Linked DNA regions of Homo sapiens: region 2 is linked to region 1. A link is a contact called in ENCODE Hi-C or POLR2A ChIA-PET data. All regions are on one chromosome and are shown on one strand. Each heading gives the region's core, a stretch centred on a gene start or an enhancer-like site at or near the end of the contact. The rest is flanking DNA. Distances are from core to core; before and after follow the strand shown.

Evidence for each region. Hi-C counts contacts between places; a loop is a spot of excess contacts on that map. ChIA-PET counts read pairs that join two places held with the same protein, here RNA polymerase II (POLR2A). Pooled maps may share reads with other maps.
Region 2: a loop to region 1 is called in a map of IMR-90, with 6 times the contacts of the local background. The contact joins two enhancer-like sites. A Hi-C loop is called at or near these places in 6 of 168 maps with a recorded cell type or tissue (IMR-90, breast epithelium, colonic mucosa and 2 more), 4 of 37 single-sample maps with no recorded cell type and 2 of 50 pooled maps. POLR2A ChIA-PET finds 5 or more read pairs at or near these places in 5 of 52 experiments (CD4-positive, alpha-beta T cell, CD8-positive, alpha-beta T cell, T-cell and 2 more).

The regions. Positions count from the first base shown.
Region 1 is chr16:28,273,257-28,279,765 of GRCh38, forward strand. It overlaps a transcript of SBK1 not described here. Among named protein-coding and RNA genes, the nearest start is that of SBK1, 16 kb to the right of the region's middle. RefSeq lists a silencer at 4,432-4,726. Within about 2 kb of position 4,000, at least 5 of the 41 ENCODE cell types and tissues checked have a DNase peak (open chromatin) inside an H3K27ac peak, as active enhancers do.
Region 2 is chr16:28,334,359-28,341,324 of GRCh38, forward strand. No RefSeq gene overlaps it. Among named protein-coding and RNA genes, the nearest start is that of NPIPB6, 26 kb to the right of the region's middle. RefSeq lists an enhancer at 1,844-2,343. Within about 2 kb of position 3,118, at least 2 of the 41 ENCODE cell types and tissues checked have a DNase peak (open chromatin) inside an H3K27ac peak, as active enhancers do.

The DNA.
Region 1 (6,509 bases), core at 2,750-5,249:
ATTGACCAAGCTAGAGTGCAATGGCGCAGTCTCGGCTCACTGCAACTTCCGCCTCCTGGGTTCAAGCAATTCTCCTGCCCCAGGCTCCCAAGTAGCTGAGATTACAGGCGTGAGCCCCCATGCCCAGCTAATTTTTGTATTTTTAGTAGAGATGGGGTTTCACCATTTTGGCCAGGCTGGTCTCAACAAACTCTTGACCTCAGGTGATCCGCCTGCCTCGGCCTCCCAAAGTGCTGGGATTACAGGCATGAGCCACCATGCCCGGCCATAGGTTGTCTTTTCACTGTGTAGATTGTTTCTTTTGCTAAGCAGAAGCTTTTTAGTTTGATGTAGTCCCACTTGTCCATTTCATTTTTTTGTAGAGATGGGGTTATGCCGTGTTACCCAGGCTGGTCTTAAACTCCTGAGCTCAAGCAGTCCACCCACCTTGGCCTCCCACAGTGCTGGGATTCCAGGCGAGAGTCCCTGCGCCCAGCCCCACTTGTCTATTCTTGTTTTTGCTGCCTGTTTTTGGTGTCTTATCTGCACATGAATATTTATAGCAGCTTTATTCATAATTGCCAAAACTTGGAAGAAACCACAATGACAATGTCCTTCTATAGGTACACCCATACAATGGAACATTCAGTGATAAAATGAGCCATCAAGCCACCCAAAAGACACAGAGGAACCTTAAATGTGTATTGCTACGTGAAAGAAGCCAGTCTGAAAAGTACTATCTGACTCCAGTGATATGACATTCTGGAAAAACCAAAACTAAAGAGAATAAAAAGATCAGTGGTTGCCAGGGGGCTGGCGGGAGAGAGGGAGGGATGAAGAGGTACAGCATGGTGGATTTTTAGGGCAGTGAAACTATTCTGTATGATACTGGGAGGGTGGACCTGTAACATACATTTGTCAAAACCCATGGAACTCTACAAAACAAAGAATGAGCCCCGATGATGTAACATATGAACTTTAGTTAGCAACTATGTATCAATCTTGGTTCATCAGTTTTAACAAGTGCACCACGCTGATACAAGATGTTAATGGTAGGAGAAATTTGTTGGGAGGAGAGGAAGTATACTACAAAACTGAAAGTCTCTTGGTCAATTCAAACGCGTTCTGCTCAGGCCAGGTGCGATGGCTCACACATGTAATCCCAGCACTTTGGGATGCCGAGGAAGGCAGAGCACCCGAGGTCTGGAGTCCAAGACCAGCCTGGCCAACATGGTGAAACCCCGTCTCTACTAAAAATACAAAAAAATTAGCCAGGCATGGTGGTGGGTGCCTGTAATCCCAGCTATTCGGGAGGCTGAGGCAGGAGAATCGCTTGAACCCAGGAGGCGGAGGTTGCAGTGAGCCGAGATCGAGCCACTGCACTCCAGCCTGGGTGAGAGAGTGAGACTCTGTCTCAAAAAATAAAAAGAAACACGTTCTGCTCAATTGTTCTGTAAGCCTAAAACTACTCTAAAATATAAAGCCTATTATTGAAAAAAAAAGAAAGGAATCATAGTGTTCCACACAGAGCTGTAAATAACGTTTCCACAATATGTAAACATTTCCAGTCTTACCAATGTTATAATGCAACTGTAATGTGAGGGGGGATAGGATGTGGGAGTGGGTGGGAGAGGGAGTGGTTGGACATAAGGAGCTAAATCCTCTTCTCCCAAAGTGGGAGGTTGGTAAGGAATGCCTAAAACTGGAAAAGAAGCAATGTAAACATGGTATGTAGGAAATGTGGAGGTAAAAATGACTAATCACGAGCTAAAAGAGTTGAGATGGTTGTCCTTATGAAGTGGGAAAAGGGGCCGGGCGTGGTGGCTCACGCTGTAACCCCAGCACTTTGGGAGGCCGAGGCAGGAGGATCTCTAGAGGGCTGAAGTTCGAAACCAGCCTGGGCAATATAGTGAGACCCTCCCCCATCTCTACAAAAAATTACAAATTAGCCAGTCACTGGGGCTTGTGCCTGTGGTCCCAGCTACACAGGAGGCTGAGGCGGGAGGATTGCTACAGTGAGCCGTGATCACACCAATGCACACCAGCCTGGGTGACAGAGCGAGACTCCATCTCTTAAAAAATAAGTGAGAAATGGGGGTGAGGCTGCCCCTGTGCGTTGATTCTAAACAATGGGCATATCTAACTTGAATACAAATTAAAAGTATATTTTCTATATGTATATAAGAAGAGAAGAAATAATAAGAACAAACAAAAGAGACTGGGAAGTTGCAGAGCAGAGAGAAGGAAGCCAGTTCCATCAAGAAGCTTTGTTCGGGGGCCCAGAAATGGCTCAAGACGTGGGTCAGGAGGAGACGCCAGAGCCTTGGTGCCCACAAGAAAGTCCTGGAAAAAGAATGAGGGGGTCCCGGTGCAGTGGCTCATGTCTGTAATTCCAGCACTTTGAGAGGCCAAGGCAGGTGGATCGTTTGAGCCCAGGAGTTCAAGACCAGCCTTGGCAACATGACGAAACCCTGAGTCTACAAAAAATAAGAAAATTAGCCAACCATGGTGCATACCTGTAGTAACAGCTACTCAGGAGGCTGAGGTGGGAGGATCGCTTAAGTCCAGGAGTTAGAGGCTGCAGTGAGCTATCACTGCACCACTGCACTCCAGCACTCTGGCCTGGGTGACAGAGGAAGACCCTGTCTCAAAAAAAAGGAAGGAAGGAAGGAAGGAACGAAGGAAGGAAGGAAAGGGTAAAGAAAAAGAAAAAGAAAGAATGAGGAGGACGGAGTGGGGAAGAAGGGAACCTCTGAAGAAACTGGGTCCCTGTAGCCCCTCAGGGGAAGGGCCCTTCTGCCACTGAAGCGGATGGAAGAAGTGGAGGAGGAGGGAGGCTGGAGGAGGGGTTGTGGTTTGATGGCGGAGGCAGTGGAAATGTATCTCATCCATCTGTTTTCTCAGCAAAGTGGGAGCCACGGTTTGTTTGAGGAGAGAGGAGGAGGTGGGAAGTCATCCCAGACCTTGCTACAGAGTGGGCTCCACGGACAGCAACGTCAGCACCCCTGGGGGCTGGCGGGATGGAATGCGGAATCTCGGGCCTCACCAAGACCCCTAGGAGACTCACAGGCGAATTACAGTTTCAGAAGCTGCTCAGAAAGGGCAGGAAAAAGCAACTGGGAGGCATAGTGAGGGCGGAGGTTGGGGGCACTCTGCTGAGTGCCTCTCCAAGACCCGCGCCCCTGAATGAGACGGGGCACTGGCAGCTGCGGGGTGACCCTCCCAGGCAGTGTTGGCTTGCTTGGTGCAGGCAGAGAGCGGATGCCTGGCTAGCGCTGTGCCAGGTTGGTCCTATAGCAGGACAGGTGGGCATGGGAGTGGGCGTGTTTTCCAGGAGGCCATCGTGGTGGTGGCAGAAGGGGGTTGCTGGGTAGTGAGAAAGTGCTGCAGGTGGTGGATTGAAGTTTTTATTTTATTTATTTATTTATGTATTTATTTATTTATTTAGGGGCGGAGTCTCACTCTGTTGCTCAGGCTGGAGTGCAGTGGTGCGATCTTGGCTCACTGCAACCTCCGCCTCCCGGGTTCAAGTGATTTTCCTGCCTCAGCCTCCCAAGTAGCTGGGACTACAGGCGCCCGCCACCACGCCCGGCTAATTTTTTGTATTTTTAGTAGAGACAAGGTTTCACCGTGTTAGCCAGGATGGTCTTGATCTCCTGACCTCATGATCTGCCTGCCTCGGCCTCCCAAAGTGCTGGGATTACAGGCGTGAGCCACAGCTCCCGGGCGGTGGATTGAAGCTGATGCCTGCAGGTACCAGGGCAAGCGATGAAGAGGATAGAAGGGCAGAGCAGAGGGGGGAGTGCCTGAAATAGAGAACTCAGAGCAGGTGAGGTGTGGGGTCGTTACGCAGGCTGGGGTGTGGGCCTGGGAGCGGTGGCCAAGGGGCTTGCAGAGGAGAGGGTCGAAGGGGACGGGAGGAGGTCAGGGAGCTGAGAGGCTGCTGGAGGCTGCTGAGAACTCCTCTGTTCTCTGAGGTTTGTACCCCACAAACTTAAAGATGGTGAGAGAGGAAACGGATTCATTTGCTCTGGGGTGTGGCTGCGTGGGGACTTTTGAAAGCTCCCCGGAGTTTGAGAACCACGGTGTAAACATAGAGACAGAGAGAGAGAGAGAGAAAAAAAAAAGACAACAGGGGAGTAACAAGAAGGCACTCTAAGGTGGGGAATGGTGGCTCACGCCTGTAATCCCAGTGCTTTGGGAGGCCCAGGCAGGAAGATCACTTGAGACCAGGAGTTTGAGACCAGCCTGAGCAATACAGTGAGACCCCCGTCTCCACAAAAAATTAAATTAGCCGAGCATGGTAGTGCTCGTCTGTAGTCCTGAGGCAAGAGGATCGCATGAGCCCAGGAGGTGGAAGCTGCAGTGAGCCATGATCACACCTCTGCACTCCAGCCTGGGCGACAGTGAGACCCTTTCTCCAAAATACAAATTTTAAAAGGTACTCTGGGGCTGGCACAGACCGGGGACCTCGAGTGGACCAGCTGGGGAGGGGATTCATGTCCTGGGTTGTGGGCGATCAGAAGATGGAAATGTCGTGGTCTTGCCCTCGAGAACCAGATAGAACAGAGACAGAGACAGAGCGCGCGCCGCGGTCCCTCAGATCGTCCTGCACTACGGCGAAACGGCCACTAGAGGGCGTGTTGTGCTCACATATGCGGACCGGCCGGCAAGCGGCGGATTCCGCGGACAAAGTCTCTTGTTTAGCCACAGAACCCTGGGCTTGGCCCCAGGCCCGCTACGTCCGGGCCGTGTGGCCTCAGCCAGGTTACACAAAAGCTCTGTGACCCTGTTTGGTCAGCCATAAAATGGGCACAGCTATAAGTCCGACCTTCTAAGGTGGTGTGAGGATGCCCGAGGCCACGCAGGCAGAGCAGCGTCCAGTGGGGAACGAATGGCCCCGCGAGAAGGGGAGGCTTCGCCATGGCCTCCGTCTCTCTCCGCTTCTCCTGCAGCTCCTCCGCCCAGCCCTCCCCAGGCCACATCCGGTCCCGGGAGAGAGACTGAGATCGACTTTGGGGCAGGGGAGAGCAGGGGGAGGTAGGCAGTGTCTAGGACAGGGAAAGAGAGGAGGCAGCCACCTCCCTCACCCCACCCCACCTCACCCACCCCGCCTTTGTTTTAGAGGCAGGATCCTGCTCTGTCACCCAGGCTGGAGTGCAGTGTCCTGATCCTGGCTCACTGCATCCTCAGCCTCCCAGGCTCAAGCGATCCTCCTGCCTCAGTCTTCTGAGTAGCTGGGACTACAGGCAGGTGTCACCACGCCTGAGAAATTTTTAATTATTATTTTATTTTATTCTATTCTATTTTATTTATTTATTTATCTTATTTTGAGACAGAGTCTTACTCCATCACCCAGGCTGAGTTCAATGGCGCGATCTCAGCCCCAGTTTGAAATTCTTAATAATTTCATCTTTGAATTTGTAAGGGGAGTCTGATGGGCCGGTGGGGCATGTGCCCAGGCCTTGGAGCCCCTGCCTCATACCAGGCATGATCACACTCCGACCACCTCCCATAGGCAGGTTCTCAGCCAACTACTCACCCCGACAACAGTCACCACTGCTGCCGTTTGTCCCCAGCCAGGGGCCTGGGTGAGGGCAGGATCGGTGTCAGGTGTACAGCGACGTGGTCCAGGCACCTGTGAGGTCTGCACTTGCCCCATCAACCTCCCTGTGCCCAAAGGAGCATGACATTAGAAAGGAAAAAAGGGCCAGCCGTGGTGGCTCATGCCTGTAATCTCAGCACTTTGGGAGGCCAAGGCGGGTGGATCACTTGAGGTCAGGAGTTCAAGACTAGCCTGACCAACATGGTCAAACCCGCTCTCTACCAGATGTGGTGGTGTGCACCTGTAATCCCAGCTATGCGGGAGGCTGAGGCAGGAGAATCACTTGAACCCAAGAGGCGGAGGTTGCAGAGCCCCAAGATGGCACCATTGCACTTCAGCCTGCTGGGTGACACAGCGAGACTCTGTCAAAAAAAAAAAAAAAAGGAAAGGAAATAAAAAACACCATCACACAGCTGGGCGCTATGGCTCATGCCTGTGGTCCCAGCACTTTGGGAGTCTGAGGTGGGAGGATCACTTGAGCCCCAAAGTTCGAGGCTGCAGTGAGGTATGATTGCACCACTGCACTCCAGCCTGGGACAACAGAGCAAGATCTGGTCTCTAAAAAACAAAACCAAAAAAAAAAAAAAAAAAAAACCACCATCACAGGCTGGGAGAAAGAGACTGAGGGAGAAAGGAAGAAGCTTTTGTTTCTGCTCTCAGAAATAAGAGGCCCCACGTTTAAATTTCTCTGGGTCCCGCATTCTGTCACGGGCACAGGTTCAACTACTTTCACCTCGAAAACTGTCAGTGCTCCATCATGGGAGCCGTGGTTATTTAGTATCCTATGGTTAGAGAGAAACAGGACAAGCAAGACAAAGCCCAGGGGCCCCAGGGACAGCTGGTGGCCTTCGAGGTGACTGGTGCCAGGCCTGGAGACCACATTCCCCTGCCCTCCCCAGGATCCTGAGTCCAGGGTCGGCACTGA
Region 2 (6,966 bases), core at 1,868-4,367, 60 kb after region 1:
TACAAAAAATTAGCTGGGCATGGTGGCAGGTGCCTATAATTCCAGCTACTCAAGAGGCTGAGGCAGGAGGATCACTTGAACCCAGGAGGCGGAGGTTGCAGTGGGCCAAGATCATGCCACTGCACTCCAGCCTGAGCATTAGAGCGAGACTCCATCTCAAATAAATAAATTAATTAACATTTCAGCAAAATACACACATGCACACAGACAAAGAAAATATGACAAAATGGTAATTATTGAATTTCAGGATAGGTGTATGAGTGACAATTATACCACTTTTTCAACTCTTCTATGTTTAGATGCTTTAAATATTTAAAGCTAGGGGCTGGGTGCAGTAGCTCATGCTTGTACTCATCATATTTTGAGGGGCTGAGGTGGGAGCATAGCTTGAGCCCAGCAGTTCGAGGCTGCAGTGAGCTATGATCACACCACTGCACTCCGGGCTGGGCAGCAGAGCAAGACCCTGTCTCAAAAAAATATAAAATAAAATGAAATAAATCTGGGGAGCACGTGGGGGAGGGACTAGTGCATCACAGCCTAGTTGAACGAGCAGGAGACTGCCATGGGATGAGGCCAGGCCCAACTGTGTCAGTCCCTCTGGGTCATTCTAAGGACTTCGGATTCTATCCTGAATGCATGAGGAAACCCTTGAAGGCCTTAAGCAGAGAGTGACATGGTCTGATTTTCTTTTAAGCTGTAGCTTTGTTTTTGAGATGGGGTCTTGCTAAGTTGCCCAGGCTAGTCTCGAACTCCTGGGCTCAAGTGATTCTCCTGCCCCAGCCTCCCAAGTAGCTGAGATTACAGATAAGTGCCACCACGCCCAGCTAATTTTTGTATTTTTAGTAGAGACGGGGTTTCACCATGTTGGCCAGACTGGTCTCAAACTCCTGACCTCAAGTGATTCGCTCGCCTCAGCTTCCCAAAGTGCTGGGATGACAGGTGAGAGCCACTGTGCCCAGCCAATTGTACATTTTTAAATAACTCAAAGAGTGTAATTGAATTGTTTGTAACACAAAGGATAAATGCTTGATGTAATGGATCCCCATTTACCCTGATGTGATTATTATGCATTGCATGCCTGTATTAAAACACCTCATGCACCCCATACATATATATGCCTACTATCTACCCACAAAAATTAAAAAATGAAAACATTATCCTTTTGATGCTTGGCCACATGGAGGACACAGCAAATGGTTCATGGCCAAGCACAAGAGAGCCACTAATGTCTGCACCAGGAAGGGATAATTATCCAATTATAACCCAGAGGCAGCCTCTGGTGTCAATAGCTGATTGTTCTGAACAAGTCCAGATTCTATGCTTCCCCAAAGCTGTGTGAAATTTAAAAATTCATAATCATTGGCAAATGATAATCGTAATACAGATGCCAAGGCACTACCCAGACCAAGGAAATCCAATTCCCTTGGCACCAAGATCAAATCCAAGATCCCCAGGGGATTATTTATTTATTTATTTTGAGACGGATTCTGCTCTGTCACCCAGGCTGGAGTGCAGTGACGCAATCTCAGCTCACTGCAACCTCCACTTCTGGGTTCAAGCAGTTCTCCTGCCTCAGCCTCCTGAGTAGCTGGGATTACAGGCACCCGCCACCACGCCTGGCTAATTCTGTATTTCTAGTAGAGACGGAGTTTTAGCACGTTGGCTAGGCTAGTCTCGAACTCCTGGTCTCAGGTGATCTGCCCACCTAAGCCTCCCAAAGTGCTGGGATCACAGGCGTGAGCCACCACACCTGGCCCCAGGGGATTCTTGATTGCAGCCAGGCAGAGCCTGCAGTCCCAGGGTGGCGAGTTCCAGCAGACCTATGAAGGACTGGCTCCAGGGTCCCTGAGCACAAGGTTGCAAGGCCATGTTGTCACACTCTGGACCTCTTGTTTGTTTGTTTGTTTGTTTGTTTGTTTTTTGAGACGGAGTCTCGCTCTTTCGCCCAGGACGGACTGCAGTGGCATGATCTCGGCTCACTGCAAGCTCCGCCTCCCGGGTTCATGCCATTCTCATGCCTCAGCCTCTTGAGTAGCTGGGACTACAGGCGCCCGCCACCGCGCCCACCTAAATTTTTTGTATTTTTAGTAGAGACGGGGTTTCACCATGTTAGCCAGGATGGTCTCGATCTCCTGACCTCGTGATCCGCCTGTCTAAGCCTCCCAAAGTGCTGGGATTACAGACGTGAGCCACTGCGCCCAGCCAACAGATGAGTACAGTCTATCTGTTCGTGTGGCTATAAGAAAGTACCAGAGACTGGGTTATTTATAAAAAACGGAAATTTTGGCCAGGCACAGTGGCTCACGCCTTTAATCCCAGCATGCTGGGAGGCCAGGGCAGGTGGATCGTGTGACCTTAGGAGTTCGAGATCAGCCTGGGCAACATGACGAAACCCTATCTGTACAATGCCAAGAAAAAAAAAAAAAGCAGGGTGTGGTGGTGCATACCTGTAATCCCAGCTACTCGGGAGGCTGAGGTGGGAGAATCACTTGAACCCAGGAGGCAGAGGTTGCAGTGAGCCGAGATCGTGCCACTGCACTCCAGCCTAGGTGACAGAGACCCTGTCTCATACAAACAAACAAACAAAACCCAGAAATTTCTTTCTCACAGTTCTGGAGGCTAGGAAGGCCAAGATTAAGTTACCAGCAGGTTGGTATCTGGTGAGGGCATGGTGGCCATTTCCAATATGGCACCTTGCTGCTATGTCCTCCCGGGGGGACCAGTGCTGTGTCTTCAAGTGACAGAGGGATGTAAGGGCAATGAAAGGGCCTAGCTCATTCCCGCCAACCTTTTTATGAGGTTACTAATCCCATGCCCTCATGACTTAATGATGCCCCACCTCTTAATACTACCAGACTGGTGGTTAAGTTTTAACATATGAATCTTGGGGAACACATTCAGACCACAGCAGATATACTGTAGAAAAGAATAGTCCGTAAATTCCCCAGCAGTAACACTTCGCATATTTTGCCTCTTATTACTTGGAGTATACTGTGTTTCATATGGCTTTTTAAACTTTGTAAAAACTGCAGCAAGTGCCTGATTACTTAGGGCTTGTTTATCTAGTGACAGACTATTTAGTCCATTAATTTTGTGCTGTACAACAGGAAAGAGAGAGAAAGAAAATGACTTCTGAAGAGACTGAATCATCTTTATGTCCTCTATGGTAGTTGGCACTTGGTAGATATTAAATAAACAACAGGCTGGGCAAGACGGCTCATGCCTGTAATCCCAGTACTTTGGGAGGCTGAAGCAGGTGGATCACTTGAGCTCAGGAGTTCAAGACCAGCCTGGGCAACATGGTAAAATCCTATCTCTACAAAAACTATAAAAAGTAGTGGGATGTGGTGGCATGTGCCCATAGACCCAGCTACTTGGAAGGCTGAAGTGGGAGGATTGCTTGAGCCCAGGGGGTGGAAGTTGGACTGAGCCAAGGTCCAGCTCCAGCATGGGCCACAGAGGGAGACCCTGTCTCAAAACAAACAAACAAACAAATCTCTTTAACTCCCAAAATGGAAAGTTCTCCAAGATATATGTTAAGTGATTAAAAAAAAAAACAAAAAAAAAGGGCCAGCCTGGCATGCTGGCTCATGCCTGTAATCCCAGCACTTTGGGAGGCCGAGGAAGACAGATCACCTGACGTCAGGAGTTCGAGACTAGCCTGACCAACATGGGGAAACCCCGTCTCTACTAAAAATACAAAATTAGCCAGGTGCGGTGGCACATGCCTGTAATCCCAGCTACTCGGGAGGCTGAGGAGGAGAATCGCTTGAACCCAGGAGGCGGAGGCTGTGGTGAACCGAGATCGCACCACTGCACTCCAGCCTAGGCAACAAGAGCGAAACTCCATCTCAAAAAAAAAAAAAAAAAAAAAAGGAAACCGCATCTCTACTAACAATACAAAAATTAGCTGGGCAAGGAGCTAGGTGATTATAGTACCAGCTACTCAAGAGGCTGATGCAGGAGAATCACTAAACCGCATCTCTACTAAAAATACAAAACTTAGCCAGGCAAGGAGCCGGGTGACTATAGTGCCAGCTACTCAAGAGGCTGATGCAGGAGAATCACTTGAACCCGGGAGGCGGAGTTTGCAGTGAGTTGAGATTGCACCACTGCATTCCAACCTGGGCAACAGTGCGAGACCCTGTCTCAAAAGAAAAAAATAATATAAAGTGACCAGGTGTGGTGACACACCTGTTATCCCACCACTTTGGGTGGAAGCAGGAGGATCACTGGAGCCCAGGAGTTTGAAACCAGCCTAGGCAACATAGTGAGACCCTGTCTCTGTATTAAACACACACACACATGCACACACACACACACACACACACAAAGGCAGCCAGACTATGCACTAGGAACTGCCCTGGGAATCCCTTTGCATTCTCACAACAATCCCATTTCACAGATGAAGAAACCAAGGCACAGAAATATTAAGTAACGTGTCCAGGTGCGGTGGCTCACGCCTATAATCCCAGTACTTTGGGAGGCTGAGGCAGGCAGATCACGAGGTCAGGAGTTCGAGACCATCCTGGCCAACATGGTGAAACCCTGTCTCTACTAAAAATACAAAAATTAGCTGGATGTGGTGGCAGGTGCCTGTAATTCCAGCTACTCAGGAAGCTGAGGCAGGAGAATTGCTTGAACCCAGGAGGCGGAGGTTGCAGTGAGCCGAGATCACACCACTGCACTCCAGCCTGGGTGACAGAGCAAAACTCCTTCTGAAAAAAAAAAAAAAAAAGAAGAAGAAGAAGAAATATTAAGTAACTTGTCTGAGGCCACTTAGTTACCAAGACGTGGGAGCTGGGACTTGAACCCAGGCAGTCTGGCTGGATTCATGCCTGCAGCCTCTGCACTCCTGCTACTTACTGTGTGAGAAGCGCCTGTTCTGTGGAAGGTTGTGGGCTGAGATCTTTCCATGAGTTCCACTCATTTACCCCCCAAGGCTGTTCTTAAAGACGGGCATGACAGTTATGCCCATTTTACAGATGGGGCCCTGAGGCTCACAGGGGCATGCCACTCGCCCATTTCCACAAAGCTATAGCTCGTTAGCGGAGGGCAGAATTCGGCCGCCTCTCCCCTAGCTCGAAGGCTGTGATTGACACAGAGGTTTTTTTGTTGTTGTTGCTGTTGTTTGTTCCTTTTTCTTTTTTTTTTTTGAGACAGGGTCTTGCTCTGTCATCCCGGCTGGAGTGCAGTGGTGCGATCTCAGCTCACTGCAAACTCTGCCTCCAAGATGCAAATGATTCTCGTGCCTCAGCCTCCCAAGTAGCTGGAATTACAGGTGTGCACTACCACGCCCAGCTGTTTTTTGTAGAGATGGGGTTAGTAGAGATTTGTTTTATAGAGACGGGGTTTCACCATGGTCTCTACTAAACCCTGTCTCTACTAAAAATACAAAAATTACCCAGGCGTGGTGGCACATGCCTGTAGTCCCAGCTACTCAAGAGGCTGAGGCAGGAGAATCACTTGAACCTGGGAGGTGGAGGTTGCAGTGACCCAAAATCATGCACTCTAGCCTGGGGTCTCGCTTTTGCCCAGGTTAGAGTGCAGTGGCACAATCATAGTGGCTCACTGCAGCCTCAAACTCCTGGGCTGGAGGGAATCCTCCCACCTCAGCCTCCCAAGTAGCTAGGACTATAGGCATGTGCCATCCTGGCGAGTTAATTTTTTGTGTGTTTTTATTCTCTCGAGACAGAGTCTTGCTCTGTTGCTCAGGCTGGACTGCAATGGCGTGATCTTGGCTCACCGCAACCTCCACCTCCTGGGTTCAAGCAATTCTCCTACCTCAGCCTCCCGAGTAACTGGGATTACAGGTGCGTGCCACCATGCCTGGCTAATTTTGTATTTTTAGTAGAGACAGGGTTTCGCCATGTTGGTCAGACTGCTCTCGAACTCCTGACCTCGTGATCCACCTGCCTCGGCCTCTCAAAGTGTTGGGATTACAGGCATGAGCCACTGAGCCTGGCCTGGTGAGCTAATTTTTAAATTTGTTATAGAGACAAGAGTCTCTCTTATGTTGCCCAGGCTGGTCTCGACCCCCTGGCCTCAAGTGATCCTCCCACCTCAGCCTCCCAAAGTGCTGGGATTACAGATGCGTGTCACCGCACCTGGCCTCTGAGGAGGATTTCATTATAAACCTGCCCTGAAGGGAGGGAATCCAATTTTACGAGAGGGTGTAGCCTGGTGAGGCCTGGATGACCTCCGGAGGCAGGGGCTTGTGCCTGGGCTGAGGCCTAAGGGACAATGGGCAGACATGAAGTTGCCCCAGGCAGAGGGTACAGTGTGGGCAAAGTCAGGAAGTGGCAGGGCTTGGATCACTCCAGGAAGAGAGAGGAGTCATGTGTCACAGGAGCTCGAGACCCAGAGAGTGAGGCAGGCAGGCAGGGACCAAGCTTGGGCACAGCCAGGAAGGCAGGACAGGGCATGGTGGGGCCAATGGAATCATTATCGAAGTCGGGGATTTTCAGGGAAACAGCTTAGATAAGGCCAGGCATACAGTAGCTCCCACCTGTAATCCCAGCATTTGGAGAGGCTGAGGTAGGAGGACTGCTTGAGCCTGGGAGTTCGAGACCAGCCTAGGCAACATAGACCCCATATCCACAAAAAATTTAAAAAAGGAGTTTGTGTTCCTGTAGTAGCATACTTGGGAAGTTGAGGTGGCAGTATCACTTGAGCCCGGGAGTTCAAGGCTAAAGTGAGCTGATGGAGCCATTGCACCCCAGCCTGAGCAACAGAGAGATACGCTGTCTCAAAGGAAATACAAATTAAAAAACCAGCCGGGCATGCTGGCGTGTGCCTGTAGTCTCAGCTACTTGGGACACTGAAGTAGGAGGATCGCTTGAGCCCAGGAGTTCAAGGCTGCCGTGAGCTATGATTGTGCCTCTGCAGTCCAGCCTGGGCGACAGAGAAAGACCCTGTCTCTTAAAAAAAAAAAAAAAAAAAAAAAAAAAAAAAAAAAACTTAGAT